Linked DNA regions of Mus musculus: region 2 is linked to region 1. The links are chromatin loops, found by intact Hi-C in ENCODE. Cell type or tissue: left cerebral cortex. All regions are shown on one strand.

Region 1 (4,000 bases):
TCTGTCGTTAAGGTATCATGGGTGTAGTGAACCTATCATTTCCAGGAGACAAACTCCCACAACAGACTTCTTGGTCCTTCTTCCCACCCCACCCCCACCCCCCGCAGGATAACATCAAAACTTTACTGACCTTTCAAACCACAAATTGCTAATTAAGCGTCAGGATTAAAATAGTCCGTACTCTGGTTAAGACTTAGCACTCAGAACCAGAGATCTAGGGTTTGGCTGTGAAAACCCTCTGCAAGCCTCGACACACGTACACCGTCCTCTTTGTTAGTACCTGCAGTTTGTCCCAGGCACTTCCCTGTACTCTAATTTCTCTGCTTAAAGAAACCCAAACATGACATGGTGGCATACCTGTAGTCTCAGCACATGAGAGACGGAAATTTAAGAGGTTAAAGGTCGCCATTGATAATACCTCTATCCAAAGCCAAACCAAAAATAGAATTCCATGTAGCTCAGGGCTCTGCACAGGTTATTGTCCCATTAAATGTCCACTCTGTAGACAATAAGCACACAGTGAGGCCTGGCACCAGACTTGATATCCTAAGGGCCAGGGATCTGTGAATGGTGCCCACAGCACTTGTAGTCAGAGCATTTAATTACTACACTCCAGCACAGTAGGCAAAGTCTAGCCCACAGGAAGGAAAACTTAAAGTTACAAATGTATATAAGGGGAAAAAGTATACAGTTTGTATTTATGGATGTATGACTATGTACTTATGGGTACAAAGAAAAGTGTGCCTCAAATGTTCATAATAACTATGATTGGGCTCCAGCTAGCGTTAGCTTCATAAGCACTAGTCCAGGGGCTTTGCAGGAAACAACTCCATCGTCATGACAATGCCACCAGAAAGAGTCTATTATGAATTCTACTATATAGCTGAAGAAACTGAAGTTTAAAAAAAAAAAAAAACACTAAAAAAACTAAAAAACTAAACCCACATTTAGGGAAATTTAAGCTGTGAGCTGTAGTTGGTTTGGTAAACTGCAGATAGAAGATCATATTCTAAGAACAAATTCATCTCTTCAATTGCCTCCAAAAACAAGAAACAGAATGTTCTGGATTATAGCAAAATGAAACAAACACTGATAAGACTGTGAGTCATGGAGAAGGGAAAAAAAAAATAAACAGAAACTGAAGACAGGATCCAAGGACAAAGGAACCGCTGAGAGAGAAGTGGGTCTCTGTGTTAATCACCGGAATGAACACAGTGCGGGGGTGGAGGAGATCAAACCAAGGCTAAAAGAAATGAAATTTACAGGTAATATTTGAATCTCCATATACCTTCCTGAACTTCTAGTGTAAAAATAATTAGTCTGTATGTATTATGATTATTACATTAAATCCATATTATCCACTTATTACATTCCCAGACGTGGACAAAATATCATATTCAAGAAGAAGTAAGTATCTTCAGTTGCTTGTGAGGAAGGGAAACCTTGGGTTCTTGATTGTGGTAAAACAGAGACTGACAGAAACAAGAATAAGAGAGAAAAATATATATTGATCTGCTTTAAAACTGCGGCTTAAATCAAGCCAAGGCAAAAAGGCCTATGAGATAACAATCAACTCCGATTATAACGTAGGGGAAAATCAACCTGGATCTTAGGATAAAAGTAGCTGACTCCTTTGGGGCTGCTGGTTTGGGGATGATGGTATGATCCTTTGCTGCCCTCTAGTGGATTAATTTAAACTTTATTGTCCGCTTGACAAAAGATCTGAAATTGAAATGTCAATGTTGTAAGTACAAATATAAGATACAAATTGTTTCTCTATTCCACAAAGAAAAAGCATTTTTCATAATCCTTTTTGTAAAAAGCACACTCCACTTCTACCCCATAACCTTCCAGAGTAAAGAAATCCAGAACGAACTGCAAAGAAAACTAAAATATCTTATTCAATGGAAAAAATATAGCATATTAGCCACCATTTGATTATATCAAAAGCATTTGTTCAAATTTACTTGCTATAGATTTTTTTAATGTGTTTCTTCTCTTCTTTGTATCTGCACAATGTTACCAAAGGATGCTTGAAAATGACAAACATTTTTTAAAATGTGCTTTATGGGTCAAAAAAAAAAAAAAAAAGAATGCATGTCTACTAGAATTTTGATTTTTGTTTTGTTTTGTTTTGTTTTTTGGGACTCGGTTTTATTTGTGTGCGGTATGCTCATGGAGGCCACAAGAGGGCACTAGATCCCCTGAAGCTACAGCTTAGGGCAGTTGTAAGCTGGGAACTTCAGCACTGTTAAGTATCCAACACTCCAACCCTGGAGTTCATTTTCGAATATGACTTACAACGTTTTCATGAATGTATTCAAGCTGGGTTTTTTTTTTTTTAATTTAAAATAAAGACATCATTTTAAAAGAGGATTTCACACTCAGAGCAAGGTTGCAAGGGCTTGACGATTTCTTGGCTACCTTTAACCTATATGTCACCAAGTATTAACATTTTCTGTGCTATTCTGTCCTACTGCTGTAAAAAGACACTGTGACCAAGGCAACTCTTTAAAAAGGAAGTGCTGGGCTGGGGCTTGCTTGCAGTTTTCGAGAGCAGGTCTATGATCTTCTCGGTGGAAAGCGCGTAGGCGTCATTCTGGAACAGGAGCTGAGAGTTTGTCTGTAGTCAGCAGGCAAAGATTTGGGGAAGGACTAGGCCTGCAGTGGGCTTTCGAAACCTCATAGTCCACCCTCAACAATGCACTTCCTCCAGCAAGACCGCATCCCTCCGTCCTTGCAAACAGTCTACCCGGGAGTAGGGTTGCAAATAGAAGCGCCTGTGAGGGCCATTCTCATGCAAACCACCACAGCTGTCGCCGCTCTTCAATGGTTGCGAGTTGTTTAAAAGTTGGGGATATGGTATTTCTTTACCAAGTGTTGACGACGAGATCTCATACACCCCCACAACAGGGGTATTAAAATGAGGAATTAGCCCCTAGAAGGTACTATCATCTAATCTATATGCCCAATTCAAATTTCATCTGTCGTCCTAATTGGTTTCCTGCTCTTGAAAAAAAAAATTGTACTTAAATAACTTTTAAATAATGTATTTTGATCGTGTTTCCCCCTCCCCCAATCCTCCCAGACCTTCCCCAATTTCTGATCTTTTTAACAAAAGGAAACACAAGGCTAAACGGTGGTTTCTATGCCATTACCGAAGTCCCTTTCCCTGGAACTGTTCCTGTCTCCTTCCATGTTTTATAAGAGTGATACTTTTGAAGACAATGGGCCATTTGCAAATTGCTCCCCACTTTAGGTTTATCTATACTATAGCTTAAGTAAGCACACTGAAGATGTAATGTTGGTTTCATCTCAATGCATTGTCTAAGGAGACAAATGATGTCAACTTGTCCTCTGATGGTAATTACATGGTTATTTCTCCATTATAAAGTTGTCTTACTCTTTATGATGAGTAAGTGTCTAGGAGGTGATACTTTGATATTTTCTCAATGTCCTATTCTCAAAATTTCACTGATTATTTTTTGCCAATTATTGATGATTTTTGCTGAAGCCGGTATTACAGTGATTGGCAAACAACTCCACTGTATTTATTCCCTTTACTTTATAAGCATCCTATATTAAAGAAAAGCTTTTAGTTATGCCCATTTTTGTTTTGTATAATTTACATCCACGTGGGTTCATGGATTCTTGCTTTGTTTGATAGTTTATCACTACTTTTTGTTTGTTGGTTTTTAAACAGAGTCTTGCTGTGTGGCTGTGGCTGGCTTGGAACATATGAATCCTGAGGTCTGCTTGCTGGAATTGGAGGACTGTGCCACCAAGTCCTGTTTTTTATCATTACTTTTGATTAGTTTCTTTCTTGTTGTTTGATTATTAAACTGTCTCGGATTTCTCCAGCTGGATTTTAGTCTCTCCTTCACACCCAAGTCTTCTCTAGACAGTTCTGGACACTTGCAAGGCCATCTGAAGAACATACTGTATTTTGTCTGCCTCAGGCTTTGGTCCATCCACTCCAGCAAGCACTAGATTCTTTTGG
Region 2 (4,000 bases), 490 kb before region 1:
GCTGAAATTCCACCTTACACCAATCAGAATGGCTAAGATTAAAAACTCAAGCGACAGCAGATGCTAATGAGAATGTGGAGAAAGGAACACTCCTCCATTGTTGGTGGGATTGCAAGCTTGTACAACCACTCTCAAAATCAATCTTGTGGTTGGTTCCTCAGAACATTGGAAATAATCCTAACTTAATACTCAGTTATACTTCTCCTGGGCATATATCCAAAAGATGCTCCACCATAACACAAGGACACATGCTCCACTATGTTCATAGCAGCCTTATTTATAATAGCCAGAAACTGGAAACAACCCAGATATCCCTCAACTGAAGAATAGATACAGAAAGTATGGTTTATTTACACAATGGAATACTACTATTCAGCTATTAAAAACAAGGACATCATAAATTTTGCAGGCAAATGGATGGAACTAGAAAATATCATCCTGAGTGAGGTAATCTAGTCCCAAAAGAATATGCAAAGTATATACTCGCTAATAAGTGGATATTAACCAAAAAGTACAGGATACCCATGATAAACCCCACAGACTGTAAGAAGTTAAACAAGAAGGAATGCCCAAGTGAGGATGCTTCAATCCCACTTAGAAGGGGGAACAAAATAATCATGGAGGCAGAGGGTGTGGGACAAGGGTGGGAGAAGGAAGGGAGTAAGGGAAATAAAGGGGCAGGATCAAGTATGGACGAGACAGAAGAGAAGCCTAGAGGGCCAGGAGAATAAATGGAAATATGCAGCTACCAGGGGTAGGAGTAAGGGGAATCCTCTAGAAAGTCCCAGAGGCCTGGGATGGGGAAAGCTCTCAGAATTCAATAAGGGTGACCTTAGCCAAAATTCCAACATTGGGGAGATGGAACCTGAAGAGACCACCTCCAGTAGTTAGAGAGGGCCCACAGTGGTGAGATGGGGATACCAACCCACCTTCAACCCAAAATTGTTCCTGTCTATGAAATGCAGAGAAAAAAATTGGAACATAGATTGAAAGAAAGGCCAACCAGTGACTGGTTCAACTTGGGATCCATCCCATGGGCAAGCACCAAACCCTGACACTATTACTGGTGCCATGTTGTGCTTACAGACTAACATGGCTGTTTTCTGAGAGGTCTACCAATAGCTGACTAAGACAGATGCAGATACTTACAGCCAACCATTGGACCAAGGTTGGGGACCTCTATGGAAGTGCTAGGGGAAGGGTTGAAGCAGCCAAAGTGGATGGCAAACTCATAGGAAGTAAACCACAATGTATTCACTCAGTTTACACACACACACACACACACACACACACACACACACACACACACACACACACACACACACACACACAAAGAGAGAGAGAGAGAGAGAGAGAGAGAGAGAGAGAGAGAGAGAAACAGAGATAGAGAGACAGAAGACAGGGAGAGAGAAATATTCAGGGACAGAGAGACAGATGGAGAAAGAGATGGACAGGGAGAAAAATATAGATAGATAGATAGATAGATAGATAGATAGATAGATAGATAGATAGATAGACAGACAGACAGACAGACAGATTGTTCAAATAAGGAAAAACATGTTCAGTAGAAAGAACTTTGAAGAAAATAACAAAACTCCAGACTTTTTGAAAGGCTGGAGGTGGAGGCTTTGGATTGAGCCCCAGTGATGACTCACAGAACAGCAGAAGTGAGTGCCATGGGAAGCTTTTGCGGAAGTCAACAGATAAGATCCGGTAACTATACCACCAGCTATAACTTCCTCATGTCCACAAACTGCTTCTCAGGAAAATGGGGAGTGAATTTGTGAACATTGCTTCAGAAGGCATCACAAGCTAATGGGCTGTTGCTGGAGAACCACAGAAGTCTCACCTTTACATTTGAAGGCCTCTTGGTTGCTTCATCTAATAAAGAAGAAAGCTAATTTGTACCTAGAATCCTAACTGAAAGGGACTATGGGAGATGTAGGTTTTAGATCCCCAGTTTCTGTTGCACAAGAGGGGAACCTTAGAATGAAGGGTGGATGTATTATTAAACCATAAGACCAACTATAACTCCATTCCCATTGAATAATGTTCCATGTACTGATGTAAAGTGATTAATTTTTTCATTGTTTTAAAAATTAATTTATTTTATGTATATGAGTACACTGTAGCTGTCTTCAAACACACCAGAAGAAGGTATCAGATTCCATTACTGATGGTTGTGAGTCACCATGTGGTTGCTGGGAATTGAATTCAAGCCCTCTGGAAGAGCAGTCAATGCTCTCAATGACTGATCCATTTCCCCAGCCCCATAAGATGATTAATTTGACCATGTCTTGTTGAATAATTTGTTTCCATTTGTTACTATTAGGGATTTTGTAACAAATTTCTTCTTCTCCTTCTGTTTGAATCTATGTGCTAGGATAGACAGTCACTGGGTTATGGACAAATTATTTTAAATTTTAGATTTGCACTGAGAAGATGCTGTCTCAATTCTTACTTTAGTTATCCAGATGTGAGGATGCATTTCTATACATTTTTACAGAGTCTTTATGTGACTAAAACTTTTGCTTTTGTTGTTTGAGACTGGGTCTCATGTAGCCTTGGCTAGTTTCAATCTCATCATGTAGTCAGGGGTGACTTTGAACTCATGATGATTTTGCCTTTATCTCCCAAGTGCCAGGCTCTCCAAAATCTTATTCTTCTTGAAAATATTTGTTTATTTTCATTTTTTATGTGTCTCCATGTATGCTAGTATATCATAAGCATGCAGTGCCTGCAGAGGCCAGAAGATGATGTTGGCTAACCTTGGAACCTAAGTTGCAGATGTTTGTGAACCACCATGTGAATATTGGCAACAGAACCCTGTGGAAGAACAGTCAGTGCTCTTAATCACTAAACCAACTCCCCAGCTTTAAAAAAAAATCTTTAAGGAATGAATATTTTTAGCTTTAGTAGTGACATATCATTTTATTTATTTTTTGTTTCTGTAAATACTTGTTATAAAGAGTAAATTTCATTTTTATGTTGTTTGACTACCTCTGCTTTTCTCTGTGAACAGTTATACATACAGAACCATATATCTATTTCTGTGCATAGTGTACATAGACTTAAAATTGCACATTTAATATATTTTATTCAGTTTTAGGAGTCACCCATATATTTTGGATATTAAGCATATATCCGAAACACGTAACTTATTTACTAACCTCCACTGAACACTAAGTGATATGATCAGCATCTGAACAACAGAGATGTATAACATGGTTCTTGCTCTCAAGTTCAAGCAGCTTATATTTAAGTGATAAGACAACCCAAAGGACGATTACAGATAGAAATTGATATAGTAGCAGATAATTAAATGCAAAACTAGCATTGATACGTTTATATGATTATTGAGAAGATAAGGCTTTGCAAGCGAGTCTTGGAGAAAGGAATGTAACTAGGTTGGGCCACAAGGCATGAATGCTCACGGAATAAGATATGTGAAAATTTGAGGAGCATTACGAATCCTAAATAAAATTAAGATACCAGGAAAACCCTCACCTTTCAAGACAGATTAAGAAATGGGCAAAGTAAAATCAAGCTGTCACTGTTCAGACAAAGCAAGCTGGGAGATTGGTGGTGGTACACATCTTTAATCACAGCACTAGAGAAGCAGAAGCAGGCACAGCACTAGTTGGAGACTTCAGAACCAGTTACAAGACAGTCAAGGATACACAGAGAAACCCTACTCCGAAAAACTAAAAACAAACAAACAAAACAAAAAAACCAAAACAAGACAAAAACCAATTATCCTGGGCACTGTGACAAGCACTTGTTAGTTGATATAATAGTTTCCCAAGCATGGTCCTGCTGGCCCACACATCTTTACCTATGGGAATGCTCAAGGTCAAAAGATTTATGTCAAACAGCTAGTTGTCACTCAGACTATCATTGAAGCAAAGATCATGTCTTCTCCATTATATCATGCTATTATATGGATAAAGAGAGATTGTGTTGTAGATGATGTAGAGGAATATATCTTGAGACACAATCT

The links. Peaks named below come from ENCODE experiments on the same cell type or tissue, not always from the same donor. Only the 100,000 strongest peaks of a DNase experiment are listed, where the experiment ranks them.
Region 2: a loop joins it to region 1, with 2.8 times the contacts of the local background. A loop is called at or near these places in 5 of 42 quality-filtered maps.

The regions. Positions count from the first base shown.
Region 1 is chr5:86,189,181-86,193,180 of GRCm38, reverse strand. All of the region lies in intron 1 of Gnrhr (gonadotropin releasing hormone receptor), which reads left to right. Among named protein-coding and RNA genes, the nearest start is that of Gnrhr, 6.7 kb to the left of the region's middle. In left cerebral cortex, CTCF peaks have their summits at 1,679 (motif pointing left) and 2,200 (motif pointing right); DNase peaks (open chromatin) are centred at 1,661, 2,210 and 2,580.
Region 2 is chr5:86,677,551-86,681,550 of GRCm38, reverse strand. No RefSeq gene overlaps it. Among named protein-coding and RNA genes, the nearest start is that of Tmprss11b, 3.3 kb to the right of the region's middle. In left cerebral cortex, no CTCF peak of the experiment used is centred here; a DNase peak (open chromatin) is centred at 1,656.